Regions from separate parts of the Homo sapiens genome. Here region 2 is linked to region 1. A link is a loop called in an ENCODE intact Hi-C map of the cell type or tissue named here. Cell type or tissue: heart left ventricle. All regions are shown on one strand. Each heading gives the region's core, and the rest is flanking DNA. Links, peaks and the distances in the headings are about the cores only.

Region 1 (16,054 bases), core at 3,888-11,887:
ACAGAAGATCCTTAGTGGTAAACATTCTCTCAATTTTTCTAATTTAAAATTATCTTGATTTTTACTTTCACTTTTAAATGAGAATTTAGCTGGTCAGATATTTATGAGTTGATAGTTACTTTCTTTCAGCACTTTGAAATATCCCTTTGTCTTTGTAGAGACCAATTTCCCTTGGTCTCTACAGCTGTTTTTGGGAAGCCTGCTGTTAGTCTAATTCTTGTTCTTTTTACATTACCTTCTTTTGCTTTCAGGTTATTTTAAAGATATCTTTAAAATAAAGATATCTGTAGTTTCACTGTAAGTATGACTAGATGTGAATTCATATTTATTTCTTTGTATTAGTACTCAGTATGCTTCCTAATCTGAGAAATAGGTCTGTAATCATTTCTAGAGAATTAACAACAATTTTGTGTTTGAATAATGCTATTTTCCAGAACTCTTTATTTACCTTATAGAACAAATAGATGCATATTGATTCTTTAATCCTTAGTCTTTCATACAAAAGAAAAGTTTGTATGTGTTTTACTTATTTGATAACTACTAGATATTCCTTATCTTGTAAGTAACCTGTGTCCCCATCTAGATGCTGAACTCTTGGGGGCAGTTTGCTACATGCTATAAGTCTTTGGGATATCATGTTTACGAGCATGGGTTCTAGAGACAGACTATCTTGTCTTGAATCCTTGCTCTATCACCTATCTTTAATATCTCAGGTGCTATTACATGTGTTACAGTATAATGGAGATATTAATAGTATTTACCTTAGAAGGTACTTAGTATTTATTAAGAACTCAGTGAATGTTAGCTATTACACTACTTTTACATAAAGAAAAACTGTTAAATAACCTTCACTTCACAAAAATATACAATTTAGATTAAATTTTGAAAAAAGGTTAACTTTTAATATTGGAGGAGGAATAAAAGAAGGAGGAAAGAAACAAACATTTTAGGCAGAGGAAACAGCATGCACATAGATATAGGAGTTGTGAAGTGTAGAGTGTATTTGAGAAATGTAGGGGATATTGCCTGTGCCCCACCCATATCCTCTCGGCACTCCTGGGTCATTAAGATCCATTTCCTTCTGCAAGCATTTGCAGTTCTTCACTTGATGACTTTCTCCTGACCTGGACACCAAGCTAGTGGAATTCATGCCCCTAGGAGCAGCTCCCAGCCAATGATGGATGGGGTTGGAAGATAAATACTCTAGCTTCCTATTTTTCAGCTACCTTAACTCTGAGTTGTGTTCTATACTCTCTCCCAATTACCAGTGGAATTGAGGACCAGTTACCTTCTAAGATAACTTGTTTGACAATGTATCCTGCTTTAGCTTCTCTTCACCTTCCTAGTCCTATTTTACTACCTTACCTTCTGATAAGCCTACAAAAACAAGATATGTTGAAAAGACTTTCATTTTATTTCCTGCTTCTAAAATGTAAATGCTTTAATTATTTAAAACTCTCTGAGGTCTTCTTCCAAAAGGCTGACAGAACATTGCATTTCCACTCATGAAAAACTCTCTCAGGCCCAGAACAAGGTCTGTGATTTAATGAGAGGCATTTTAAAGACTATGAGAACAACTTGATGTAGATATTTAAGAAAAAAAAATCTTTTAATAAAGGTTCTGTTTCTCTGAGGACCTTTATTTTGTTTTATTTTTTGTATGAAGCCAGTTGCTATGTGGGCGTTTACTGTGAGATTAATATGCGTTGCCGCAAATTTATAAATGAGTTTTCTCATCTTGAAGGAAAACACAAAATTCTATCTCTCACATTGCTTTCCTAGTTGGAAGAAAAACAGAACTTTCCAAAATAGGGCATAGAACACATGGCTTCTAGGAGTCCTTGGAATATCCTATGAGTGAACAGATTTGTGTATCTATGGTCATAGCAAGTCATAGTAGGTAATCATGCCTATATTCATATAGAGGAATGGTAGGAAGGGCTTTTAAAGATTATCTAGTCCATCTAGATTTTATAGATAAATAATATAGGGTCCACAAACTTAAATGGGTTGCCTAAGATTACCAAGAATATTAGTATTGGTTAGAGCATTAATTCTCTTTAATCCTGGTCCAGTGCTCTTTTCACATTATAGGAGAGTCCATTTCTTAAACATTACCCTGGAGAGTTCCTTTTCTTTGGCTAGCCTCAAGGGAAAAATAAAGTCCCTACATTGTACAAGATGATTGTATTTGATTCAATTATTTTCCCAGTTGTGGGGAGCCAGGGACCAAAGTTTAAGCTCTGCGGTGGTTGGCCACTGGGTATATTGAGGTCAACTTGGGTGGCCCATTTTGTTAAAGATTACCCTGGTACTTTCACTAGTATCATCAGTACATTTTATAGTCTTTGAATCAAAGGTAAATTTATTTTATTTTAATTTTTACAGTTTGGCATGTAGCATTTTTTTTCAACTTTTATTTTAGAAACAGGGAGTACATGGTACATGTGCAGGTTTGTTACATGAGTATATTGCACCCAGGTAGTGAGTATAGTAACCAATAGGTAGTTTTTTTGACCCATTTCCCTCTCTCTCTCCTTCTTCCCTGAAGTAGCCTGCGGTGTCTGCTGTTCCCATGTTTATGTCCATGGGTGCTTAATGTTTAGCTTCCACTTCTAAGTGAGAACATGCAATATTTGACTTTCTGTTCCTGTGTTAATTCGCTTAGGCTTATGGCCTCCAGCTCCATCCATGTTGCTGCAAAGGACATGATTTTGTTCTTTGTTATGATTGCATAGTATTCCTTGGTGTATATGTGCTCCATTTTCTTCATCAATCCACCATTGGTGAGCACCTAGGTTGATTTCTCATCTTTACTATTGTGAATAGGGTGATGATAAACATACAAGTGCATGTATCTTTTTGGTATAATGATCTATTTTCCTTTGGGTATATACCCAGTAATGGGATTTCTTGGTCACTTGTAGCTCTGTTTTAAGTTCTTTGAGAAATCTCCCAACTGCTTTTCACAGTGGCTGAACTAATTTACATTTCCACCAAGAGTATATAAGCATTCCCTTTTCTCTGTAGCCTCACCAGCATTTGTTGTTTTCTGACTTTTAATAATAGCCATTCTGACTTGTGTGAGATGATATCTCATTGTGGTTTTGATTTGCATTTCTCTGGTGATTAGTGATGATGAGCATTTTTTTAATATGTTTGCCATTTGTATGCCTTTTTTTGAAAAATATCTGTTCATGTCCATGACCATTTTTTAATGGGATTGTTTGGTTTTTACTTGTTGATTTAAGTTCCTTATAGATTCTGGATATTATACTTTGTCAGATATGTAGTTTGCAATATTTTCTCCCATTCTGTAGGTTGTTCGTTTATTCCGTTGATAGCTTCTTTTGCTGTGCAGAAGCTTTTTAGTTCTATTAAGATTCCACTTGTCAATTTTTGTTTGTGTTGCTATTGCTTTTGGGGACTTAGCCAAAATTTATTTGCCCAGGCTAAGGTCAAGAAGGGTATTTTCCAGGTTTTCTTCTAGTATTTTTATAGTTTTGGGGTTTCACATTTAAATCTCTAATCCATTGTTAGTTAATTTTTGTATATGTTGAGAGGTAAGGGTCTAGTTTTATTCTTCTGCATATGGCTAGCCAGTTATCCTAGCACCATTCACTGAATAGGTAGCCCTTCCCCATTGCTTGTTTTTGTTGGCCTTGTCAAAGATTGGATGATTGTAAGTGTGCAGCTGTACTTCTGATTTTGTATCTTGTTTCATTGTTCTATGTGTGTTTTTATACAAGCACCATGTGTTTTGGTTATTAGAGCCTTATAGTATAGGACGAAGTAACTGTGATGCCTCTGGCTTTGTTGTTTTCACATAGGATTGCTTTGGCTATTTGGGCTCTATTTTGGTTCTATATGAATTTTAGAATAGTTTTTTCTAATACTGTAAAGAATGACGTGGGTACTTTGACAGGAATAGCATTGAATCTGTAATTACTTTGGACAGTGTGGCCATTTTAGTGATATTGATTCATCTAAGCCATGAGCATGGAGGTTTTTCCATTTATTTGTGTCATCTCTGATTTCTTTCAGCAGTGTTTTATAGTTCTCCTTGTAGAAATCTTTCATCTCCTTGGTTAGCTGTACTTATAGATATTTTATTTTCTTTGTGGCTATTTTAAGTGGAATTGTGTTCTTGATTTGACCCTTAGCCTGGACACTATTGGTGTCTAGAAATACTACTGACTTTTGTACATTGATTTTGTATATAAAACCTTACTAAAATATTTGATCAGTTCTAGTAAACTTTTGGTGGGTTCTTTAGGGTTTTTTTAGGTATGAAATCATATTTTCAGTGAAGAAAGATCAATTTAGCCACTAAGAATTTATTTATGTGTCTACGAATAATTTATTTAATCATTTTGGGCCTCATTTTCCCAATGTACCTCATACAAAAGATCAATGAAACCAAGAGCTGCTCCTTCAAGAAACAAACAAACATACAAGATAGGTAGACAGCTAGCTAGATTAACAAAAGAAAGAGAGAAGATCTTTTGTATGGATTTTTGCATGTCAATTTCATTCAGTTCTTCTTTAAATTTTGTTATGTCTTTTCTTCCACTGGCCTTGGGGTTGGTTGGCTCTCTTTTTTTTCTAGTTCCTTCAGGTGCAAAGTTAGATTGTTAATTTTAAATCTTTCTAACTTCTTGATAAAGCCATTTAGTACCGTTAGCTTTCCTCTTAACACGGCTTTAGCTGTATCCCAGGCAGTTTGGTGAGTGTTGTCCCTATTTTCATCAATTTCAAATAATTTTTTGATTTTTGCTTTAATTTCTATGTTCGTCCATAAATTATTCAGGAACAAGTTGTTTAATTTCCACGAATTTGCATAGTTTTTAGAAATCCCCTTGATATGAATTTCTATTTTTATTGCACTGTGGTTTGAGTGTGTGCTTGGTTTGATTTCAATGTTTTTGAATTTATTGAAACTTCCTTTATGACTGAGCATGTGGTTGATCTTGGATAATGTTCCATGTACAGATGAGAAAAATGAATATTCTGTGGTTACTGGGTGGAGTGTTCTGTAGATGCCTATTAGTTACAATTGGTCAAGTGTCAAGTTTAAGTCCAGGATTTCTTTGCTAGTTTTTTGCCTCGATGGGGTGTCTAATGCTGTCAGTGGGGTGTTGACGTTTCCCACTATTATTGGGTGGTTGTCTGAGTCTTTTTGTAGGCCAAGAAGAACTTGTTTTCTGAATTTGTGTGCTCCAATGTTGAACGCATATATATTTAGGATAGTTATGTCTTCTTGCAAATGTCATTTTAATCCTTATTTTACTAGAATTATTCATTTTGCTTTCTGTTTTCCTGACTTCTGTGATACCCACACTCTTGGTTCTTCTTGAAACTATCTGATGGTTTCTCCACTGTCTCATTTGTAGATACCTCTGCCTTTTTTCACCTCTTGAATGTTAGTCTTTTTAGCTGTCAGTGTTCTGTTCTTGGCACACTTCTCCTCTATGTAATATTCTGATACACTTACAAAGTAGTAAATATGTGTTTGATCAATTAGACAATAAATAAATAGCTGCCCCCATTTGTTTCTAGAGTCTCTTTGACACCCATATGTTGATAACTCAAAAGTCTACATCATCTTGATGATCTGGACTTACATATATTTCAACATACCAGAGTTACAGCCATATGTTACCTAGACATTTATAATGCAATAAACAAAATGAACTCATCTTCGGTATTCTCTATTTCAATGATTAGACCTACCCAGTCCCTCAAGTTAGAAACTAACTACACTTTTTTTGTCCTGCTCCCTTACCAATCCCAATACAATCTATCACAAAATTCTGCCTGTGTTTTCTTCTAAGATTCTCTCATTCATTTTTCTCTCCATCTCTAACATTGCTTGATATCAGGCACTGATCATGCCTTCATCATTTCTCTTTCTGACTTTTTCAAGAGCCTCCTGCATTCTTACTTTTAGATATATTCCTTTAAATCACATTTTCTGTACATATATCATAGTATCGGTATCAAAAACACAAATCTGATTTTATTGGACCTTTTTTTCACTCACCACTATACTAAAAAGGAAAATTAAACTTATGTTTTGCTATTTTCAGTATTTTCAATAGCTTTCCATTGCCTAGCAGTTAAAATACAATCTTCTTAACATGGCCCAGCAGGCCATCCCTATGAACCTCTTGACCTTTATCTTACAGCACTCTGCCTCTCACTTCATGCCTCAGTTGTGCAGTATTGCTTATGTCCCTCATCCAGAAACCATGTAATTTTTTAATTTTATGCCTTTATTGATACCATACCTCCCTTTTCCTCCTTTCTTCTATGTATTCCTACTCATTTTTATGAATGAGCCCTGGAAACCTCCTATGAAGGTACCCACGGAGGCTTTCATGATTTCCTTGGTTGGATTATGTGTTTCTATATACTCATTCAGAGTTAGCAAAACTTTACTTATGCATTGTTTTATAATTATCCATTCATATATTTGCCTCCTTTACAATACAGTGATCTTTAAGTGTGGACACTGTGTCCTTTTCATTTCTATTCCCAGGACATGGGCTAATGCTTGAAACACAGGAGACCCTCAAGAAGTATCTGCAAAATGAACACTAGTGAGAAAGGACGGCTTTTGTTAGACTTCATCCTATAAATCTTGAAGACTTTAACCTAGAAGCATTGGAGGTCAGGTGGTTTACTCCAGGAGTTTTATTGCTGGCTTGATCTGTGATGTCTCATATTTATGTGCTGTTGGGCAAGGGAGATATAGAGAGGGATAAGCTCTTGGCTATTCTTGTTTGCCCTGGTAAATCACAGGTCTGCCCATTCAACTGCATAAATATTTCTGAAATGCATTCACTATTTTTAGTTCAGACTACAACATCGCATGTCTGGATTCCTAAGCAACCTCCCCATAACTGACTTCCTTGGCTTAAGTCTATTCTTTTCCAATTCATTTCCCATACATAATGTAACCACAGTAATCTTTTCCAGATGCTAAAGTTCCTTATTTGGTTCCAAAACTTTTAGACAAAAGTTCAAACTCTTTAATGCAGCGTATAATGATACAGTTTATAATCTGAGTCTTGCTTGCTTTTCCAGCCTTGTGGCTCACTATGCTGTCCTGGACTACCTGAGTTCTTGCTAGACTGCATGGCTATGGTTCATTGAATTTGCTTTATTTCACTTACTTCTGGGTCTTTGGATTTGCTTGGGACACTCCTCCTTTTTATCCCCATTCTCATTTTCAGCTAACTCTTAACTGATTGTTCAGAGTATAGCTTATGTGTTACTTTATCCAGAAAGCCTTCCTTGATGTCCAAAAATGTTCAGGAATGTTTTAGGTCTCCCCGTCTACCAGTTTCTCAACCCATATGCTCCTGTCACACCCCTGTTCTTCCCTCATACATAAGCATCACATGATCATAGCTGCCTTTCATATTGTCTTTGTAACCCACTAAATTAAGTCCTGTGAAGGCAGAAACCACATCAATTGTATTCTTTGTTTTATAGTTAGTATCTAGTACAGGAGCTTGCACAAATTCCTGATGAATATTATGAATTGAATGAGTGAATGTTTGAATATAGGGTAATTTTATGTTATCCACTGGATTTCATGTTACTATGATGTTGAGTAATTACAAGAGAAATACGACTAGAACTCTGAAGTTTTTTTTTTAATCTACTAGTTATACATAAGACTTCTCCTGATAGTCCTGTGTTTGTTGTTTATTAGGTGTCCAATGAGGAACTTGGGTTTTATGAACACTAAGTCCCTACCAATCCCAACAGTATGTCTGAATCTCTGAGTTCCCATAAGAAGAAAGATTCTTCTCAAAATAAATCACTAATAAGGGAAATTTGGTGACTGATTGAAGCTAAGGAAGATAACCTCATTTCTACTTCTGTAAGGAGGAAAATACCCTCTCTGCCAAAGTAAGTGGATGCCTCTAGGTCACTGGCAATGATCTGATTTGCCAGGAATAGTTTTCTGGAACCATAATGGAATTTGGGTCTGGTTCCATGAGAGAAGTGTGGGCTCAGGAAGACAAGCTTTTAAGTATTGTTGTCAAGGATTTTATGGTCTTATGAGGTATAGGGGCAAAATTTATTAATGACTCAGCAAGGCTGCCCTAATTTTAGGCCTGAAGGTAAGCTTGCAACACTTCAGAGAGTGGGAGACAGGGAGGAAGTATTATCACTTCAACTGAGTCTTGTTTTATTTATAAATACTGTGTTGATGAATTTTAAATTGGTCATCCTTAATTTGGGGCCTAAAATAGATCAGACCTCTTTCTTAGTTCCCTCCTTTGAGTCAAAAGAGACCAAAATAAGAATTTATATACGTATTACCAAGTATTGGGTGTGCCATGTTTGGGGCTTTATTTAGTGCACTGGGTAATTAACGCAATATGTAGAAAAATATATCTTTTCTTCCTTGCAAATAAGTCAAGGGTTCAAGGATCAGTCCTTTAAGAAACTTGGTTTTTCTCCTATTTCTCATATTAACCGTAGCTTGACCAGTTCTCTCTCTGGTTTGTCACTGTCATAAGAAGACCCAGGGAAGGAATGGATTACACAGTTTGAATGAATCACTACCACTCATGTGTAAGTTGGGAGCTTGAATTTCATGGCCTCTTATACTCTCAGTTCAGGAGGTCTGTGAGAATAAAGGCTCATCCTTCAGTAAATTCTAACAAGGCAAATTTGGTGACTAATCAAGCCATACACAAACCTTCTTCATAGTCCATACTTTATGTTGGGTCAGTAGCATGAACTGTGACAGATAAATGACAAATATGTTATTACTGGCATATTATATTTAGTTAGCTAGAATTTGGTCTAAAGAAAACTAGCCTTAGAGTCTAGAAAGGAACTGGACTCTGCCTCCAGTTGTGCGGCTTTGGGTAAATCACTTTAAACATTTGAACCTCAACTTTTTTATTCATAAAGCAGACTAATTTGAACAAAGCAGAGAGATCAGGAAAATATACACAGTTTGATGAACGGAACCAGGAAAGTCAGGGGGTCGGGGGTGTTGAAGTGTGTGCTATGGTTAAATTCCATTAACAAACTATCCCTCCAAATTCAGATAGATGTACACACACACGAGCTTCCTACTTATGCTCAGATCCTGCTTCTCATGTACTTTCTCTAAGCCTCTGTTGCATGTCACCAACATGCAGGTGGCAACTGATACATTTGTAGGGACCATTTCTTTTTAACATACACACGATCACATCCATGTGGGAGGATGACCTAAGCATTACTGTGCACCCACTGAAGCCTAGACAAAAGATCAATGTTATCCATGAATTACATTGTTTAATCCTCAAACCTGTGTTCTGACGCAGGCATTTCTATACCTTCATAATAATTATAATTATAATATGGGAATAATTCTGGAGAAAAGAAAGGCAGAAGGCTCAGATCCTGCTAGCAGACAAGTTTTAGACTTAAGGAGTTAACACAGTAGGGGGTAGAGGGAATCTGGATCTTGAAGGTCTCTGTGGTTGAATGGTCAACACTTGCTTCAGTTCTGGGGAAAGGTTATGGGCAGGGCCACCATACGCAAGTGGGCAGATGCTTCACAGGACAAGAGTGCCACAATTTCACAAGGGTGCGAGTGCAGGCAGAACCCAGCTTGTGCTCCCCTTACCAGCTGCCTGCCTTGGCAGAGGTTGGGACTGCCCAAAGAGAGGGTCACCTTTTGTAGTACACACCAAGCCATCATTTATTGTTCCAGCCATCTGCTTGTGGAGTTGCTCCTTTTTCCTAATTTCTACAGAGACACCATGTAGCCTAACTGATGCTCTGGCCAGGGCTTGGAGGAATTTGAGAAACAGCAACAAACCTACCCAGCTGAAGACTAGGCTTTTGTATACAGAGCATTGTATTGCATGAGAAAAGTATAAATTATTCATGTTAATGTCATAAATATTCTGTCTTCAAAGCTCAGTATTTTAATACTTAGAGCTCAGTATTTTTTAGTATAAAGCTCTGCTGTCCCATATGGTAGCCACTAGCCACAGGTAGCCATTTCAATTTAAGTGGAAAAACATTAAATAAAATAAAATAAATAATTCCTTAGTTACAGTAACCACATTTCAAGTGTTTAAAAGCTGTAGCTAGATGTGCTAGTGACTACCATATAAGATAGTGCAGAATTATAGAACATTTTAATCACTGCAGAAAGTTTTATTGGCCAGCCCTGGAATAATCAACTGTTTCTAGTCTACAGATTGTTCCTTGATCCACATTAAATTATTCAGGCCACTATAATTGTATTGGCTTTAGTAGATGATTGCCTACCAAACCTAAATAGTATGTAAATGCATGTAAGAATCTTAATGTGGTTTCCAAATTTTCAAACTCAACTGTATTTTTTTAGCCCTTTCCCAGTTCCCCTTCCCAGAGGCAACTCATGTTATCATTTTATGTATTCTTCCTGAGATTCACAAGAATAGATCTAGCACACTCATGTACACAAACATACCTTCTTATATTTATCTTTATCACTTGGATGACAGAATATGAGTTGTTCCACACATTGATATTTTCCACTTCATACTATATTTTGAATATCACCCCATATTAATACATAAAGAGCTTCTTCATTCATTTTAAGACTGTATGGTATTCCATTATGTGAAGGGGTGTGTGTGTGTGTGTGGTTTTAATTGTTTGCTGTTATAAATAATATTGCAAAAAACTTATATATGTATGTTATTTCACATGTTTAAGATGATGTTTATACAATAAATTTCTGAAAGAGAAATTGCCATTTCTAGGTGATATTCATTTGAAATTGGCATGGATATAAGCAAATTTATCATAATAGGAGTCATACCAATTTATACTTTGACTATCAGTGTGCCTGTTATCTCTACATCATCGCCAAGGGTACATTATCTGTTTTCTTGCCAATTTTATAGATGAAAAATTACATATCAATACAATTCTAACTTGAATTTTTCTTCTTATGAATGCGAAAGGCAGCTTTCATGTGTTTAATAATAATTTCTTTAAGTTTTTGACTGTCAAAGGAATATTTCTTTATATTTGAAGTCCTTTTAACTGGGATATGACTCATGTTGACCCATTGGGGTCAATATTCTCAGGGACATGATGTGTCATATCAATATTTAACTTCAAGTCTTCTTTAATTTTAGAAATGTTTTCTTGAATTTTATTCTTATAAATTTATGCTATTTAATTATTTGTAGATTTCTTCTTTGGCGACTTCAATTATGCATGTAATCCCCTTTATCTATTCTCCCTGTCAGTTTCTCTTGAATTGAAAAAAAATTATTATTTCCTTTTTATTTTCTTACATCATTATTTATTCCTATTATTGTGTTTTTAAAACTTCCCGTTTTACGTTTCTTCCAGTTTTGTCTTCATTTATGTGTTTTGTTTCATTTTTTTTCCCGAGCTCTTTTGTTCACATTTTGTCTCCTCTTTCATCAGCATTTCATCTGTGAACCTTTATATTTCTGTTTTGTCTCCTTTTTTTTTATAGGGATAATTAATCCTTTAATTCAGAGGGGCTATTCATGATGGTATATTTTGGTACAATTTTTATCTGTTATGTGCTAATTTTTTCTAGTGGCTTTTCTTTTTTGACTTTTATTTTATATATTTCTTTCTGCATTTTTCTCTTGTCAAAATTTTGTATAGAAATTTTGCTGCTTTTTATGTTCAGTGTTCATCTTTGAAGGAGGTAAAATTTCCCTGGATCAGGTATTGATAGGAAATTGATGTGCAGAGGAGCGAGCACAGAATCCCAGGCTAACTGGAGTTTTCTTATCCTTGGGTGTGTAGGAAGTTCATATAGCATTTACTTCTCCCCAGCTTTGGGATTGTTTACAGTGTAAGGTCTCTCGTCTGCCTTGCTGCTGCAGAGACAGCCAGCTTCCTGGAAATATAGCTTGACTATGTGATTTTTGTTTTTAGCTCCACCCTTATTTGCTGCTGCCCCCAGTGTGTGTACCATTGTCCAGCTGTTAAAAACAAAGGATTTAGCAACTGGGACTCAGGTTGTGTTCTTCTCTTTCAAGAAAATATCTTTACTGTTTTTTCCCCCTAGACCTACTGCTGTGAGTCCCTCCACCTGATTCTTTCTGCACTGCCCTTAACAAGACGTGAACAGTCCTCTAGACCTATTTTGTAGTTTGGCACTTCAGCTGTTTTCTATTTTTACCAAAAATGAAGTTTGCATTCTGAGTTTTGATTTTATTCTTAGGAAAGAAAGACAGAAACACCCACCTTCCACCACCATCTTTAAAATAGGAACCTCATGCATTATTTTGTGGAATACTTTGTATTTTTTTAACTTTTCCAAAAACAAACAAACAAACCCTAAGGTATGAGTCATAATATTTCAGCCTTTACTGATTATTTTATTTTGATCAAGGCTATGATTTTCAGTTGCTTAACAGACACTTCCTTATAGAAATTCTACCAATACATCAAACTTTCACTTTTTAGAGATAAATTCATCCTCGTTTTTTTCTACAAATCTATTTTTCTAGGATTATGAAACTCCCTTTTAGCAGTCTTCAAAGTTTAGCTCTTTTATATTCTCCTCACTCCACATATTTATAATTAATTAATAACTTTTGTAATAACTAAGGCATTTATCGAACCTCACTATACATAAGGTAGTGTGCAAGGTGTTGGATAGTAATGGCCTTGGACTTGGATTAAAGGTGTTTCTCCCCTGAGTTCTTAAGTTTTTAAGGATCCTACATGTCATAAATCTACATTAAAAATTATTTAAAAACTCATAGGCATCTCTTTCACTTAGGATCCAGAGCTCAGTACCTGCACAGATGTTCTTATGGCCCAAGGAAATCCTTCTCCACATCTCTTGCCCTATTACCTTGAAAGAAAAAGTGGCTGCCCCAAATCCCCAAACGCCATGAACATTGAAGGATGGTGCCCCTGTCCATGTTGCATTTGGATGCCTCTTTGGAGTATCAGGAGGATTTGAGCAGTGGAAGCTCTTAAGAAAGAAAATACAAATTATTTTAAGAAGAAAACAACCCCATCAAAAAGTGGGTGAAGGATATGAACAGACACTTCTCAAAAGAAGACATTTATGCAGCCAAAAGACACATGAAAAAATGCTCATCATCACTGGCCATCAGAGAAATGCAAATCAAAACCACAATGAGATACCATCTCACACCACTTAGAATGGCGATCATTAAAAAGTCAGGAAACAACAGGTGCTGGAGAGGATGTGGAGAAATAGGAACACTTTTACACTGTTGGTGGGACTGTAAACTAGTTCAACCATTGTGGAAGTCAGTGTGGCGATTCCTCAGGGATCTAGAACTAGAAATACCATTTGACTCTGCCATCCCATTACTGGGTGTATACCCAAAAGACTATAAATCATGCTGCTATAAAGACAGATGCACACGTATGTTTATTGCGGCACTATTCACAATAGCAAAGACTTGGAACCAACCCAAATGTCCAACAATGATAGACTGGATTAAGAAAATGTGGCACATATACACCATGGAATACTATGCAGCCATAAAAAATGATGAGTTCACGTCCTTTGTAGGGACATGGATGAAGCTGGAAACCATTATTCTCAGCAAACTATCACAAGGACAAAAAACCAAACACGGCATGTTCTCACTCATAGGTGGGAATTGAACAATGAGAACACATGGACACAGGAAGGGGAACATCACAAACTGGGGCCTGTTGTAGGGTGGGGAGAGGGGGGAGGGATAGCATTAGGAGATACACCTAATGTAAATGATGAGTTAATGGGTGGAGCACACCAACATGGCACATGTATACATATGTAACAAGTCTGCACGTTGTGCACATGTACTGTATAACTTAAAGTGTAATAAAAAAAGAAAAAATTATTTTAACTTGTCATATTCTTTCTCTCAGCATAAATGCAATAAATTCAACTATAGCAAACTACCAGTAGTGCTAGCATCTATTTTATGTTGCTTCTGATTTACAGTTCATGGCTCAGGAAGTACTTTTAAATTAGCACATTATGTGTCACTCTTGCACATGGAGAACAAGGAACATTTTACAATATTAAATAATTCATAGAGCTTATAAATAAACATAGGTCTAGCTGTAACACAGTGGAGCCAATTCTTTAATATTAGCAACTAAATGGATGTTGATCACTAAAATTTCAAATAGTTTTATTTTTATAAATGTATTTCATAAGAATAAGTGGCATGTTTTTCAAAATTAAATGACAAACTTTAGATTTATAAAATAATTATAAATTTTGATTACCATAAATTACATTTTGTATTTTGCTTATAATTTTGAAAATTTTGAGTATTTTAGAAGAAAAGTAATATTTTAAAAACTTATGAAAAATAACCTTCACTTATTTATATTAATATTTACTTTCTTATGCAAGTTTGACAAAAATACACTTAAATTTTGAAAACTATTTATGTGCTTGTACTTTTATTCCTTTAGATCATTGATGTTAATAGAACACAAGTTGTGTAAAACTTGGTCATGCAGCATAGTCATCCTACTGAAATAAAGGCTGAAAAATAAATTAATTGAATAAGCATATTACTAGTTTATGACTTATACATATTTTTACTCTATTGCTTATCCAAACATTGTTGATCCATGAACAGTGTCCTCAGATATGTAAAAGAATAAGTAAATTTAGTTATTTTTAAAATTTGGCTGACTTTTAGTCATATCAAAACATAACTTTTATATATTTTTAATTCTGTCATTCAAAAATATATTTGTCAAGATTAAGAGGGTAGACCATGGTTAAATCACCATCTGAGAGTCTACTTGATTAACTTTTATGTATTTAGAGATACTACATATGGACTTTAATTTGTAGTCTGGCCCCAGGCTTGGCAAGTGAATATGAAGGCACAGGCCCTGTCCCTAAGGAGCGCATTATCTAGGTTCCTCCTTCTCAATTTCTTTCTCAGAGTCTCTTACAAGCCTCATTTTCATTCCCATCCATATTATGTTCACTGAATTCCCCTTTTAAAGGATCTCTAATTCCAGTGGACTTACAATGCTTTATTAATATTTCAAATCCTTATAGTGTCTTACACATAACAAGGACTAAATAAATAATTATGAACTGGAGTTAATTGAGTTGAAAGAAAAAATAAATGAGAGAAGGAGAGAAGGAAACATCTGTCAAGAGAAATAAACTGGTGGGTGTTGAGGAAGGAAGAGTGATTGTGACTTGGAGAAGGTCATTTGAATGTTACTACATCTATGAAAATTGCCTTAGAAATCACCTTATATAATTTCCTGGAATATAAAGTAGCAGGCACAATTTTCACATTCACATAACTTTCTTAAAACTAGAAAAGATTTAGCAGAAAACATTATTGTGTCAGTCCAGGAAGTCTTATTTGTTATAGGTCTCTTCAGGAAAGATTTGGAAAGAATTCTCATCCTTAGATGCTTTTGTTCACAATTGAAAATCTAATCAATATCTTGCTCCTGGCTATAGGATCATGTAAATAACTTTTTTTTTTAACTGTGTGTGACTTTACTTTCACAATATGAACCAAGATTTCTCTCCTACATGCCTACCATTAAATAAAACAAATGTATTGGTGAGAACCAAAGAAACCTTGATAAAATAGGGCAGTTATCATTTTCATGGATGGAAAAGACAAGATATTGGCTAGTTAGAGAACAGAATCTTGAAAATTCCTTTTGTGAGTGATTCTATTTCTGCCAAACATACATATTAGAAACACTAGTTTGGGAACTGCTGTGTAGAAAAGAAAGCTATGAAACTATTACAGACTGTGTTCCATTGCTCAGAAAATATGAAGAAAATGTCTCTTATGACCGAAGTATATTATTTACTATTAAATTATATACATTATTTCTCATATATTATTATATATTTTTATTATGTTTCTCACCCCATGACAGAAGGTCAAAGATTAACAATGATATTTTGAAATATTGAAAGTTAAGGCTGGAGAAAAATTTCTATTAAATCGTTAAGGAAGGTATCATTTGAATGTAAAATTTTAGGGGAATAAAATATAAAAATGAG
Region 2 (16,054 bases), core at 2,907-10,906, 60 kb after region 1:
GAGGCCGAGATGGGCAGATCACGAGGTCAGGAGTTCGAGATCAGCCTGGCCAAAATAGTGAAACCCCGTCTCTACTAAAAATACAAAAAATTAGCCAGGCTTGCTGGCGGGCACCTGTAATCCCAGCTACTCAGGAGGCTGAGGCAGGAGAATCTTATGAACCCAGGAGGCGGAGGTTGCAGTGAGCCGAGATTGTGCCAATGTACTCCAGCCCGGGCGACAGGACGAGTCTCCATCCCAAGGAAAAAAAAAATAGCCACATGATTGTATTGTTCTTATAGTTTCTATTGCTGGCTTATTTTTCAAATGTCTGATATGTAGCAGTAGCTAGAGCATCCCATCCACCTTTATATCATCCCAATTCACCAGTGAAATTTTGACCAATAGGAACCTTACCTAGTATCAGGACTGCCTGTGCCCTACCACAAGTGATGTGGTTCTCATTGCCAGCAAAGCCACAAGTGATCCAGCTCCAAACCCCATCTTCTTTCCTACAATTCTTAGAGTACTCCGGGTACCAACTGTCACAGGTTACAGTTTCCCAGGAAGCAGACTCTGAGATGGGGATTAGAACATGCTACATATTTATTAAAGAACGCCCTATGGATAGACACATATGGAAAGGGAGATAAGAAAACAGGATTAGGCAAAAGGAGAAGGAGAAGTTAGCTGAAATGCAGGCTTGACAGCAGCCTCAGCCAACACTGCAGGGACACTTGGTGCTAAAATGGTCCTTCAGAGGTATCCTGAGCCAGATGAAGATCATCAGGTCTTTATTCTTCTGCACTAATCAGTTGTTGGATGTGTGTGTCCCTGGGAAAGAGCATGACCTTAAACAAGAGGGTTCTGCAGCTGAGGCAATCCTTGAAGGGGCTGATAGCTAACAGCTGCCTGCTGACATGTCTCCAAACAGCTGGGTCAACAAGCCCTTCACTGAGGAAGGATCTGGACCCTAGAACTAATCCTTTTAGGGAAGTAGCAATTTGAGGAGGCTTGAAAGTAGCTTTCAGAAAGACTGTGCCATCTTTCTGTATGACCCTGTGCCTTTGCACATTCTTCTGTTTCTACACCAAATGATTTTTCCCCACTCTTCATTCCTTTCTTTGCTAACTAGAACGTGTCCTTCAAGCATTGCCTTCCCAAAGAAGCCATTGCAGAATAGATTCCCTTTCAACCCCACTCCCAAGTCTCCTTGCCAAACAAACTCCCTGACTGGTGAAATGTTCCTGTGTTTTCCTGTGAGACTTTTAAGATGCCTATATATTAATACTTAATGCTTATCACCCTGAGGTTTTTTTTGTTTTGTTTTGTTTTTTGAGACATAGTCTTACTCTATCGTCCAGGCTGGAGTGCATTGGCGCCTATCTCCGCTCACTGCAACTTCCGTCTCCCAGGTTCAAGCAATTCTCGTGTCTCAGCCTCCTGAGTGCACCACCATACCTGGCTAATTTTTGTATTTTTAGTAGAGACAGGGTTTTACCATGTTGGCTAGGCTGATATTGAACTCCTGACCTCAGGTGATCCGCTTGCCTTGGCCTCCCAAATTGCTGGGATTACAGGTATGAGTCACCACGCCTGGCCTACCCTGAGTTTTCATTATGTAGTCATCTGCTATATTTTTCACTGGGCTGTTCATTTCTTGGAGATTTTATCTTTTCTTTTACTGGTGTATATTTAAGGAGCAGAACCAGTATGGTGCCTTTCATGTATCATGTATGTTAAATGGATGAACCCATCAAAAATATTATCATTCATGCCATAGAAGAAGGACACAGAACTAGAGTTAAGAAATCCAATTTGAGTCCTTACTTTGTCATAAACAGATTACAGATAAGTCACTCAATCTCCTCATATGTTTCACCTTCTGTAAAATGTAGATAAGTTCTCTCCTTACTTTATATCATTTTTATAAAGATAAAGGTAAATGAGATATATGAATGTTGGGTAATAAAAGTGTTATACAATGCCAGAAATTATTATTGTTTACCTATCACTTATTCTTCATCAGTGATCAGTGTTTGCCTACCTTGCTGCCTATAAATGTTTCATTTACTGTTGTAAGTCTCTGGGTTAATCACAGATGCAAATTTTAACTGTTGCTAAGGTGTATCTGCTCTGTACTCTTCAATTCTGGACAACTAATCCATATGTGTGTTTGGAAACTGGAAAATAAATGAGCCACTGAAAACTATCACCTCTAAAAGAGAACCCTGGATTAGTGAAAGGCCTAATCAGTGGGTTAAAAGGTGAACTGTCTCGGACTTTAAGAAAGTTATAGTCTGCTAGAGGGAGACAAACATGTGATAATATAAGAGAAATGAAATATTATAGATATTTTCTAGATATGAGATGGGATTTAGTGCAGGTACAAAGGAAGGAGTGATTAGATAGAGATTGAGGAGATGAAACTTGCCCTGTCTGGCAGTTTCCCTTCAGGCAGGCAAGGAACTGAAGGGCATGCAGGATGTGCAGAGGCACAAAGGAATAATAAGACAGAGGATTCCAAAGAGTTCTGTGTGACCAGAATGTACGGCAGAGGGGATGAGGGAAAATAAGGCAGCCACATGTGTCTGCCACCTTGGCATCAGAAAGGCCTCACTGGACATACTGTATATGGGGTCCTCTTCTGTTGCAGTTCTGAGATTCTCTGACTTACCTCAATTAGTAATTTATTATTTGGTATGGGAGATTCACTCCATTATGATAGTGGTCTTATGCAATATGTTTTATTTCATCATTGTAAATATATTTAATTCTGAAAATGCAAGGCTTTGGGGATAGGCTGTAATCATGTCTATCAGAAGTTTAAAGGATCCAGATAGCCATTGTTTAATGGCACCAATGATAAATGTAATGTCAGTTTAAAGAATGCTTTGAAAGCAAAGTTAGGTCATCTTTAATTGTTTGTTACTGAGGCTAAGGTGGAGGTGGGGGAGATTTCCTTTGCTTTACCGTTAGTATAGAACCTTTTTTTTATTTTTTATTTTTTTTCATGAGCATAGAACACAGCAAAAAACATCAAGGCACTTTAGGGTTGGTAAGGACTAAAAATTATCTTTCCAGCTCCCTTCATGCCAATTCCCCACTCCGGCCAACAAAAACCCTAATTGCTTCTATAGGTCCATGACATCTTAAAGATCTTGAAAGGTCTAGAGTGGTAGGGAATTACAATACTGTTTAGTCATTTACTGGTGATGGCATCATATACATTTCTACATATGTCTGGAATATCAGAGATATTCTGGGTACTTCTAAAAGTCATGACAGAACTTGGTGGTATGGAAAGATTGGAACGAATATGCATTTCTCCTGCTGAAGGCAGCATGTAGAAGCATAAGCACCATTTTTGCTCCACCACTGGCTTTGCAAATCATACATTTCCCAGAGGTAGATAATAATAAGGAAATATGAGAAAATCAAATTCTCTAGTTCTTCTAGTAAAGTAGAACAGCAAAGTCATTTTAAAATGATAGTCCAGTGGTTGTGACATGACCAGATAAGTCAGGTTGGAAGGGTTCCTAAAAATAATTCAGCTGAATCCTTTACTGATGAGGAAACTGAAGTCCACAAAGGTCAAGTGGTTTGCCCAAGGCCACAAAGCTCTCTGATCATCTAAAGTGGTCCCCAATGCTGTAATGTTTATTGGTTTTCAGACTTATTGTTTCCTAGAACAGAGTTCCTTCTCATCAAAATGGGTTTTATAGAATATGGCATCCTCCTCACATGCCATAAGGAAGCTACTCCCTTCTGAGGACTATAGCTTGTCCTTCATTATTCAAAAGATCAATTATCTTGAGCTCTTCCCATTCATTGTTGGTTTACTTCCCTGTTCATTAATTAGTTCTGAGAGGAGAGAAAAGTAAAGGAGGTAAAACCCATAGTCATTCTTTTACTTATTAGTGGTTTGGTGGGTGTTAGGGGAGAGAGGGAGGGTTGGTGGAAAAAATGAAATAAAAGATTTTTAAGATGATTACCTGTGACTTTCATTTGTTCCAAGGTATTAATGACATAAAAAAATCGAGAGCTTCACAAAAAATACATTGACATTCTTATCCTGCAAAATCTTCAACGTTTCCCAATCCAAAACTCATATTTTAAACATTATTCAATCACCTACATCCTTAGTCTTTAATCTATGGGTTTCTCATGATTTGTATTCTGTTAGAAGCATGATGGGTTTTAGTTATGAGTGTGTGAGTGAAGAAACGAAGGTGAGTTCCCAGGCTTTTCTCAGCTGAGACTATCACCATATGTGTGAACAAATGCCTTCCAGCCGATACTGGGTGTAAACCACTTGAAATATTGGAGAAAGGCCAACATTTCATCATCTTGGCCCATCTCTTTGCACAGTGTAATGCTCTCGTGTGCCGTTCCAGAGCAGTGAAACTCCGAAGGCTTGTCTAAAATGCCAATGATAATACACCTATTTTTATCTAGCAGAGCCACTGTGGTTCACATAGTTACTTTCCCAACTGAAAAATGCTGGTGAACCAGCACAGCAAGACCAAGATAAGTATCTTCTTAGAGTTACTGGCAAACAGCAAAGACAATTAAACTTCAGTATTGAGTCACTTGTCAACTGGGCAGGCTGACTTCAACTCCTACCACTGAGTTTTCAAGCTGCGTAGGATTTTGCCATATTGAGCTTAGTTTACATTAAGCCATTTGTGCTGCTAAATTCTTTAAAAGCCATATTATTTGATAAGAGGCTGTATGCTTGTATTTTGGAGCATGTGTGATACTTACCGTCCTAGTTTCTAAGCTGAAATTGTTGATGCCAAGAAGGGAGATTATTACATGTATTGATGCACTGTGAGCAGACCAAATGTAACTCCTTTTTGCAAAAGAACCTATGTGAATACCGAGTCAGCCTCCCACACACATGAGTCTTCTTTGTCACTTCAGTGGGAGTTTTATGTGGGAATTAAGAAGAGAAAAATGTCACCCAGAGTGTGTCTGATCATGATTTAATATCTGAGCCAAGACATCTTCATCTAGTGAAAGCTCCTACCCACATAACATTAAATCATAAACATATGCAGCAACGGGCCTTTGAATACGCCTTTGCAATGCTTTGCATGGAATGAGCCATAAGCTATGTTATTTGATAAATTGAATTGACATTCACAGGAAACTCTCATATTGGGATATTTAGTTGAAATATAAATGACAGAATGGTCAGCGTTTTGGTTCAATGCTTTGGGGGAGGACCATAAAAGTCCCAATGTTTGCTAAGAGAAGAAAGCCCAAAACAACTTATATGCCTTCATGGCCTAAAACAGGGAGTGGTAGGAAGTAGGGGAGGCAAGAGAGGCAGTGTGTGTGTGAAAACCAAAGGCTTCCTCTAACAAACTAATTAATTATACCTTTATGTATGATTAAGATGCATTCATTAAAAATTAGAGGCCATATAGTTTTGATTACTGTTAAAACAAATGCATACACCAAACAAGCACAACCATGTTTTATTAAAATAAATAAAGGAGCTTATGGGATCAGTCCACAGCATTTAAATGCAGTTCCATCCTGTGTTTCCCATGGGGTAATTACATGACTCAGTCCACTGGACAACCAGCTCAGCCAAAGCAGATTTATAGGGAGTAAGGAGAGATCATCCTGGGATTCCTTTTGCTTGGCTTCAGAGTTCCTGAATTAGCGTAGAGTTGGGTGTGAGTTACAGGTTACACTATTAAGCAGCTTCCTCAACCACAGAAGCACTTATAAGGCAAGAGGCAGGCATGGGGTGGTTCTGGTCCTATTCACGTTTGGAAACTAAAGAAATGGGAGGAACACTAAGAGGTTTATGTAGGTTTTTCCTGGAGACCTGGGTTGGCCATATTGAATCCACAAGGATTAGAGCTGAGTGGGTTCCTGTGTAGGGGCATGCTGCTGTTCAACTGCAGTGTCATCTGGCCATTGTTCTTTGATGCAAACAGATTCTATCTATGGCTCCTCACACTACAAAATATGGTAGGTTTTCATTACCTTCAAGGAAAGAAGTCTCTACTAAAAACTTTTAAATACTTTAGCTGCAGCCCCAGAAGCACTACACGCAGCAGTTTGCAGGTAGAGTGGACCATGAATAGGGCTTTGTATGAGGACCCTTAGAATTATATTGGAATACCTGTAGCCCACTTATAGACTAAACGTAAGTAACTCTTTAAGGCAAGTAAGTAAAACAGAACATCATGTTTCAGGTAGGATTTTATTATATCTTATCAGTGGCATCATTATTCCCCTTGAGCTGAACCTCATGCTGAGCTAGAATTGGCGTTTTTAGGCTTCTTATAATCATAAATATAAACTGAATTCTGCCTTTACAATAAATGCTTCTCTCATCTACTGGATTCTCTAACTCAACTTTAACGTGGGAAGTTGTGATTTCTAATTGATCTATCCACAGGCATTGGGTCCTCTTCTGCAGATATAGGTACTTAGCACCCCTGCCGCCACACCACTCCAAGGGGAATTGTGAGTGGAGAGAAAGTCCAACTGGCACAGAAACTGTTGTAGAAAATCCAAGGAAATGCCGATTGCAAGATTCTGAGTGTTTGGCAATTAATACAATTTATCCTTTTGGCCTAGAAAATTTACTCACAGAGAAATTTTTAAAAAGCCTACCATGTAATACCCTTTCAAGATTCCTAAATAGTATTGGGAAAATCCAAATCATACAAGTCGCTTTCTTCTCAACCCCAGGTAAATCAAGCTACTAGATTATTAACTCTGGGTTATATCATCACTACACTTTTACCTCATATTAACGTTATATACATTATTAAGTTATATATAGGTATAGATTATATATAATACATATAATTTTAAAAAAATTTTGTGTGTATATCATAGGTATGTGTACATATACATATTTATGGGGTACATGAGATACTTTAATACAGGCATGCAATGGGTAATAATCACACCAGGGTAAATGGGATATCTATCCACTCAAGCATTTATTCTTCGTGTTACAAACAATCCAATTATACTCTTTTAGTTATTTAAAAATATACAATTAAATTATTATTGACTAAAATCACTTGTTGTGCCATCAAATACTAGGTCTTCTTCATTCTTTCCAACTACTTTTTATTTATTTATTTATTTATTTATTTATTTATTTTTTCTTTTATTATTATACTTTAAGTTTTAGGGTACATGTGCACATTGTGCAGGTTAGTTACATATGTATACATGTGCCACGCTGGTGCGCTGCACCCACTAACTCGTCATCTAGCATTAGGTATATCTCCCAATGCTATCTCTCCCCCCTCCCCCCACCCCACAACAGTCCCCAGAGTGTGATGTTCCCCTTCCTGTGTCCATGTGTTCTCATTGTTCAATTCCCACCTATGAGTGAGAATATGCGATGTTTGGTTTTTTGTTCTTGCGATAGTTTACTGAGAATGATGATTTCCAATTTCATCCATGTCCCTACAAAGGACATGAACTCATCCTTTTTTATGGCGGCATAGTATTCCATGGTGGATATGTGCCACATTTTCTTAATCCAGTCTATCATTGTTGGACATTTGGGTTGGTTCCAAGTCTTTGCTATTGTGAATAGTGCCGCAATAAACATACGTGTGCATCTGTCCTTATAGCAGCATGATTTATAGTCCTTTGGGTATATACCCAGTAATGGGATGGCTGGGTCAAATAGTATTTCTAATTCTAGATCCCTGAGGAATCGCCACACTGACTTCCACAATGGTTGAACTAGTTTACAGTCCCACCAACAGTGTAAAAGTGTTCCTATTTCTCCACATCCTCTCCAGCACCTGTTGTTTCCTGACTTTTTAATGATTGCCATTCTAAGTGGTGTGAGATGGTATCTCATTGTGGTTTTGATTTGCATTTCTCTGATGGCCAGTGATGATGAGCATTTTTTCATGTGTTTTTTGGCTGCATAAATGTCTTCTTTTGAGAAGTGTCTGTTCATGTCCTTCGCCCACTTTTTGATGGGGTTGTTTGTTTTTTTCTTGTAAATTTGTTTGAGTTCATCGTAGATTCTGGATATTAGCCCTTTGTCAGATGAGTAGGTTGCAAAAATTTTCTCCCATTTTGTAGGTTGCCTGTTCACTCTGACGGTAGTTTCTTTTGCTGTGCAGAAGCTCTTTAGTTTAATTAGATCCAATTTGTCAATTTTGTCTTTTGTTGCCATTGCTTTTGGTGTTTTAGACATGAAGTCCTTGTCCATGCCTATGTCCTGAATGGTATTGCATAGGTTTTCTTCTAGGGTTTTTATGGTTTAAGTCTAATGTTTAAGTCTTTAATCCATCTTGAATTGATTTTTGTATAAGGTGTAAGGAAGGGATCCAGTTTCAGCTTTCTACATATGGCTAGCCAGTTTTCCCAGCACCATTTATTAAATAAGGAATCCTTTCCCCATTGCTTGTTTTTCTCAGGTTTGTCAAAGATCAGATAGTTGTAGATATGAGGCGTTATTTCTGAGGGCTCTGTTCTGTTCCATTGATCTATATCTCTGTTTTGGTACCAGCACCATGCTGTTTTGGTTACTGTAGCCTTGTAGTATAGTTTGAAGTCAGGTAGTGTGATGCCTCCAGCTTTGTTCTTCTGGCTTAGGATTGACTTGGCGATGCGGGCTCTTTTTTGGTTCCATATGAACTTTAAAGTAGTTTTTTCCAATTCTGTGAAGAAAGGCATTGGTAGCTTGATGGGGATGGCATTGAATCTGTAAATTACCTTGGGCAGTATGGCCATTTTCATGATATTGATTCTTCCTACCCATGAGCATGGAATGTTCTTCCATTTGTTTGTATCCTCTTTTATTTCATTGAGCAGTGGTTTGTAGTTCTCCTTGAAGAAGTCCTTCACATCCCTTGTAAGTTGGATTCCTAGATATTTTATTCTCTTTGAAGCAATTGTGAATGGGATTTCACTCATGATTTGGCTCTCTGTTTGTCTGTTGTTGGTGTATAAGAATGCTTGTGATTTTTGTACATTGATTTTGTATCCTGAGACTTTGCTGAAGTTGCTTATCAGCTTAAGGAGATTTTGGGCTGAGACAATGGGGTTTTCTAGATATACAATCATGTCATCTGCAAACAGGGACAATTTGACTTCCTCTTTTCCTAATTGAATACCCTTTATTTCCTTCTCCTGCCTAATTGCCCTGGCTAGAACTTCCAACACTATGTTGAATAGGAGTGGTGAGAGAGGGCATCCCTGTCTTGTGCCAGTTTTTGAAGGGAATGCTTCCAGTTTTTGCCCATTCAGTATGTATTGGCTATGGATTTGTCATAAATAGCTCTTATTATTTTGAGATATGTCCCATCAATACCGAATTTCTTGATAGTTTTTAGCATGAAGGGCTGTTGAATTTTGTCAAAGGCCTTTTCTGCATCTATAGAGATAATCATGTGGCTTTTGCCTTTGGTTCTGTTTATATGCTGGATTACATTTATTGATTTGCGTATATTGAACCAGCCTTGCATCCCAGGGATGAAGCCTGCTTGATCATGGTGGATAAGCTTTTTGATGTGCTGCTGGATTCGGTTTGCCAGTATTTTATTGAGGATTTTTGCATCAATGTTCATCAAGGATATTGGACTAAAATTCTCTTTTTTGGTTGTGTCTCTGCCCGGCTTTGGTATCAGAATGATGCTGGCCTCATAAAATGAGTTAGGGAGGATTCCCTCTTTTTCTATTGATTGGAATAGTTTCAGAAGGAATGGTACCAGTTCCTCCTTGTACCTCTGGTAGAATTTGGCTGTGAGTCCATCTGGTCCTGAACTCTTTTTGGTTGGTAAGCTATTGATTATTGCCACAATTTCAGATCCTGTTATTGGTCTATTCAGAGATTCAACTTCTTCCTGGTTTAGTCTTGGGAGAGTGTAAGTGTCAAGGAATTTATCCATTTCTTCTAGATTTTCTAGTTTATTTGTGTAGAGGTGTTTGTAGTATTCTCTAATGGTAGTTTGTATTTCTGTGGGATCGGTGGTGATATCCTCTTTATCATTTTTTATTGCATCTATTTGATTCTTCTCTCTTTTTTTCTTTATTAGTCTTGCTAGCAGTCTATCTATTTTGTTGATCCTTTCAAAAAACCAGCTCCTGGATTCATTAATTTTTGAAGGGTTTTTTGTGTCTCTATTTCCTTCAGTTCTGCTCTGATTTTAGTTATTTCTTGCCTTCTGCTAGCTTTTGAATGTGTTTGCTCTTGCTTCTCTAGTTCTTTTACTTGTGATGTTAGGGTGTCAATTTTGGATCTTTCCTGCTTTCTCTTGTGGGCATTTAGTGCTATAAATTTCCCTCTACACACTGCTTTGAATGTGTCCCAGAGATTCTGGTATGTTGTGTCTTTGTTCTCGTTGGTTTCAAAGAACATCTTTATTTCTGCCTTCATTTCGTTATGTACCCAGCAGTCATTCAGGAGCAGGTTGTTCAGTTTCCATGTAGTTGAGCGGTTTTGAGTGAAATTCTTAATCCTGAGTTCTAGTTTGATTGCACTGTGGTCTGAGAGATAGTTTGTTATAATTTCTGTTCTTTTACATTTGTTGAGGAGAGCTTTACTTCCAAGTATGTGGTCAATTTTGGAATAGGTGTGGTGTGGTGCTGAAAAAAATGTATATTCTGCTGATTTGGGGTGGAAAGTTCTGTAGATGTCTGTTAGGTCTGCTGGGTGCAGAGCTGAGTTCAATTCCTGGGTATCCTTGTTGACTTTCTGTCTTGTTGATCTGTCTAATATTGACAGTGGCGTGTTAAAGTCTCCCATTATTAATGTGTGGGAGTCTAAGTCTCTTTGTAGGTCACTCAGGACTTGCTTTATGAATCTGGGTGCTCCTGTATTGGGTGCATATATATTTAGTATAGTTAGCTCTTCTTGTTGAATTGATCCCTTTACCATTATGTAATGGCCTTCTTTGTCTCTTTTGATCTTTATTGGTTTAAAGTCTGTTTTATCAGAGACTAGGATTGCATCCCCTGCCTTTTTCTGTTTTCCATTTGCTTGGTAGATCTTCCTCCATCCTTTTATTTTGAGCCTATTTGTGTCTCTGCACGTGAGATGGGTTTCCTGAATACAGCACACTGATGGGTCTTGACTCTTTATCCAATTTGCCAGTCTGTGTCTTTTAATTGGAGCATTTAGTCCATTTACATTTAAGGTTAATATTGTTATGGGTGAATTTGAATGTTGGCCTGCCTTGATAGGTTGGGGAAATTCTCCTGGATAATATCCTGCATAGTGTTTTCCAACTTGGTTCCATTCTCCCCGTCACTTTCAGGTACACCAATCAGACGTAGATTTGGTCTTTTCACATAGTCCCATATTTCTTGGAGGCTTTGCTCATTTCTTTTTATTCTTTTTTCTCTAGACTTCCCTTCTCGCTTCATTTCATTCATTTCATCTTCCATCACTGATACCCTTTCTTCCAGTTGATCGCATCGGCTCCTGAGGCTTCTGCATTCTTCACGTAGTTCTCGAGCCTTGGTTTTCAGCTCCATCAGCTCCTTTAAGCACTTCTCTGTATTGGTTATTCTAGTTATACATTCTTCTAAATTTTTTTCGAAGTTTTCAACTTCTTTGCCTTTGGTTTGGATGTCCTTCCGTAGCTCAGAGTAATTTGATCGTCTGAAGCCTTCTTCTCTCAGCTCGTCAAATTGGTCGTTCTCTGTCCAGCTTTGTTCCATTGCTGGTGAGGAACTGTGTTCCTTTGGAGGAGGAGAGTTGCTCTGCTTTTTAGAGTTTCCAGTTTTTCTGTTCTGTTTTTTCCCCATCTTTGTGGTTTTATCTACTTTTGGTCTTCGATGACGGTGATGTACAGATGGGTTTTTGGTGTGAATGTCCTTTCTGTTTGTTCGTTTTCCTTCTAACAGACAGGACCCTCAGCTGCAGGTCTGTTGGAGTACCCGGCCGTGTGAGGTGTCAGTCTGCCCCTGCTGGGGGGTGCCTCCCAGTTAGGCTGCTCGGGGGTCAGGGGTCAGGGACCCAGTTGAGGAGGCAGTCTGCCCATTCTCAGATCTCCAGCTGCATGCTGGGAGAACCACTGCTCTCTTCAAAGCTGTCAGACAGGGACATTTAAGTCTGCAGAGGTTACTGCTGTCTTTTTGTTTGTCTGTGCCCTGCCCCCAGAGGTGGAGCCTACAGAGGCAGGCAGGCCTCCTTGAGCTGTGGTGGGCTCCACCCAGTTGGAGCTTCCTGGCTGCTTTGTTTGCCTAAGCAAGCCTGGGCAATGGCGGGTGCCCCTCCCCCAGCCTGGCTGCTGCCTTGCAGTTTGATCTCAGACTGCTGCGCTAGCAATCAGCGAGACTCCGTGGGTGTAGGACCCTCCGAGCCAGGTGCGGGATATAATCTCGTGGTGCGCCGTTTTTTAAGCCCATCGGAAAAGCGCAGTATTCGGGTGGGAGTGACCCGATTTTCCAGGTGCCATCCGTCACCCCTTTCTTTGACTAGGAAAGGGAACTCCCTGACCCCTTGCGCTTCCCGAGTGAGGCAATGCCTCACCCTGCTTCGGCTGGCGCATTGTGCGCGCACCCACTGACCTGCGCCCACTGTCTGGCACTCCCTAGTGAGATGAACCCGGTACCTCAAATGGAAATGCAGAAATCACCCGTCTTCTGCGTCACTCACGCTGGGAGCTGTAGACTGGAGCTGTTCGTATTCAGCCATCTTCCCAACTACTTTTTATACCCATTGACCTTCATCACATCTCCCCCAGACCCCTACTAACCTTCCCAGCCTCTGGTAACCATTCTTCTACTCTCTATCTCCATGAGTTCAATTGTTTTAATTTTTAGCTCCACCAAGTAAACGAGAACATAAAAATCTTGTCTTTCTGTGCCTTGCTTATTTCACTTAACAAAATGACCTCCAGTCCCATCTGTGTTGTTGCAAATGACAGGATCTCTTTCCTTTTTATGGCTGAATAGTACTCCGTTGTGTATAAGTACCACATTTTCTTTATCCATTTGTATGTTGATGGACCCTTAGGTTGCTTCCAAATCTTGGCTATTGTGAAGAGTGCTGCAACAAACACAGGAGTGTAGATATCTCTTCAATATACTGATTTCCTTTCCTTTAGGTATATACCCAGTAGTCGGATTGCTGGATCATATGGTAGCTCTACTTTTAGTTTTTTTGAGGAAACTCCAGACTGTTTTCCATCGTGGTTGTACTAATTTACATTCTCACACGCAGTGTACGATGATTCCCATTTCTCCACATCCTTGCCAGCATTTGTTACTGCCTATATTTTGGATAACAGCCATTGTAACTGGGGCTTATCACTACACTTTTCAATGATGTGTCTGGGTTTCAGAGGACTAACCATTGCAGGCTAGGCTGGGTGTTGGTTATTTTGAAGCTGAGTTTCTTTTCAAAGAACTCTGTACTAGTTGTTGTATGTTACGTTGTTTGGTCCAGAGAGTTCATACAGGTCTTGGAGCTGGAGATCATGTGGTAAATAATGCAAAGTAGAAAGTTAACCCACTGATTAATCACAATCCTGTGAACCTGAATGGAGTGAGTCATGGTCAGTCAACTAGGTAGAATTGGTCTTCTACTCTTCTCTAGATGAAAGACAACCACCATTCAGGATCTTCAGGCTATACAAACAAACAAACAAACAAACAAACAAACAAACCCCCAAAAACAAGAAATAGAAAAAGAAAAAAATGATTAAAAAGTTTAGAACTGATTCCTGATTTAAAGCATTGTGACTCAACATAATCTTATTTATAAATTCATTCAATAATAAACACCTGTTAAATCATAAAGACTTAAACAGAAAGAATTCTAGGAGTTATTATTTGTAACAAGTTGCAAGTGTATAAACACATCCTTAGTGTAACAATTTGTTAGACCGTATGAAATCCCTCATCAATTTACCTTTTCTCAAACAGGTGTGTTTGGTCTTAACAGGGAGGTTTTCCATACATAGGTTTTTATGGTGAGTTTTTAGTAGGTTATCACCTTCTACTGCTCCATCTTTGCTTTTTATCTTTTGTCTTTGTATTTTACTTATTTTCTGAGTCTCTATATGAAATAATTATTTAAAATTTACAGTATGTCTTTTTCTTTAAAGAGAGAAGAGAAAGAAAGAGAACTCCTTGAACTTGAAAACAGACCATCAATGGTGAGTACTTGCCCAATATTCAGAAATATCATCAAAGTGTTATCTCATGATGGATCCTAACCATATAAAATATTTCTACTAATAGCCTCAGTCAAATTAACGTAAAAACTGGGAATGGCGTTTTTGGCAGTTTTTGACAGTTGAATAGTCTCAAATATTGCAAGACACATGAAGTTTAATATCAGTGAGATCTTTCTCACATTCTGTATCTTGGAAGTTTGGGTGAGAATTGTATTAAGGATGTTTATGAAGCCAAAAAAGTAGACATATGTGGAAAGAGAGTTTTGAGGTCTAATTTATCTCAGATGAATACATTCTAATACTTCCTGAGACTTAGGTGAGAATCAAAAATCAAAAAAAATCCTGATATGAAGCAATGATCTATTGAACATGTTCTCAGGTTCTAATTACCCTCCACAGGAGGCTAAACTTTTCCCCAGTGATATGAAGTGTTCCTTAGAAAACTTCTTTTAAATCTTCATAATCACTGATGGAAACAGAAATTGTATCAACATGGAATAAGAGACATGCTTTCTCCGGTACTGTTAATCTAGAGGAGACCTGCTCAACCTTTACTTAGATATTGAAGAGGATTTGTTTGTATTAGGTTGGTGCAAAAGTAATTGCAATTTTTGCCATTAAAAGTAATGGCAAAATGCTAATAAAAGTAATGACAAAAATCACAATTACTTTTGCAGCAATATAATAAAATGTCTTTATCCTCAGACTATACTCATTTGTTTGAAGAGAGGTAACATCACTTAGTTATTAGATACAATACATCTGATTTCCAGTCCCAACTCTACCTCTAGCAAACTCTTTGACCTTGTCCAGGAAAATGACACTTAAACCTTGTTGCTAGCAATGGACTCTGTGACCTTGGGCAAATCACTTAGTCACTATGTCTCTATTAATCTCTCTCTAAAGTAGACTCCTCTTTGCTCTCTTCCTTATGGGGATGTTATGAGCATCAGGGAGATAATATTGGTAAATTGCTTTGAGTTCCTAAGAAGAAAAGCACACTTCAAATAGAAGCACCATTATATTGTTGTGCAATCATGTTATATCTTCTTTTCCTTCAATTATCCCTTCTGCTGTTATGTTTACTTCAACAGTTAGGTGTGTCTATTTTAACTAGGCAAACTAATACTTACCTGTTATGCTTTTCCCTATTCCTGTTACTTATCCTATTTTGCATATTTTCCCAAGTTAATTTTTTGGGAGAATAATCTATAAATGAGTTAATCATCTTGACCATGAGAATATACTTTTCAGAAAGACAACTGCACTAGAATATATAGATTCGGTGACAATAGAACAACAACCAGCAGCTTCTAGTATTTTCAAATTACTATGTCCAATAAAAATAATAATTAATGATGTATGTTTAAAGCGTACCTTTCATCTGATCATCTCAAAGTATTTTAGAAACTCTAATTAAACTCCAGAACACCCCTTTGCTAAACATATTATTATTTCCATGTTGCCAGTGAAGAAACTGAGGCTCAACAAGGTTATGGGACTAGCACAGGGACACAAAATGAGTCAGTGTCAGGAAGGGGACTTAGTGTTTTTAAGGCCTGTTCAAAAGTTTTCCACCTTGAGCTAATTAGTGCTTTATAGTTTCAAGGATAGAGGGTATCAGGTTACCAGGTAACAACCACTGACTCCCAAAATTCAGATGTAGCATTGCAGTGCTTAGGTGATCTGATGCTTCCCTTTTCCCAACCTATTTCTGTTCTTAACTCTTGGGAGGTTTTTTAGCTTCTCAAGCTCATCCACCAATGGACGAGTACAGCTAGGCATATATAGGCTATAAAGCTCCAATCAGTTGTTATAATAACTCTTGTCTAGCAAAAGTACAGAGTGGGAACAAATGTTGAAAGTCAGCACTAAGGTGATGCCAATGAATTACCTGTAGATTTTCATATCCTGCTCTGCTCCATGCTATGTTG

Evidence for each region. Hi-C counts contacts between places; a loop is a spot of excess contacts. Peaks named below come from ENCODE experiments on the same cell type or tissue, not always from the same donor. Only the 100,000 strongest peaks of a DNase experiment are listed, where the experiment ranks them.
Region 2: it touches region 1 in a loop (2.1-fold over the local background); 3 of 110 quality-filtered maps call a loop at or near these places.

Annotation. Positions count from the first base shown.
Region 1 is chr5:57,797,320-57,813,373 of GRCh38, forward strand. No RefSeq gene overlaps it. Among named protein-coding and RNA genes, the nearest start is that of LINC02225, 94 kb to the right of the region's middle. In heart left ventricle, for the core only: no CTCF peak of the experiment used is centred there; no DNase peak of the experiment used is centred there; H3K27ac peaks cover 180 bases.
Region 2 is chr5:57,858,240-57,874,293 of GRCh38, forward strand. No RefSeq gene overlaps it. Among named protein-coding and RNA genes, the nearest start is that of LINC02225, 33 kb to the right of the region's middle. In heart left ventricle, for the core only: no CTCF peak of the experiment used is centred there; no DNase peak of the experiment used is centred there; H3K27ac peaks cover 316 bases.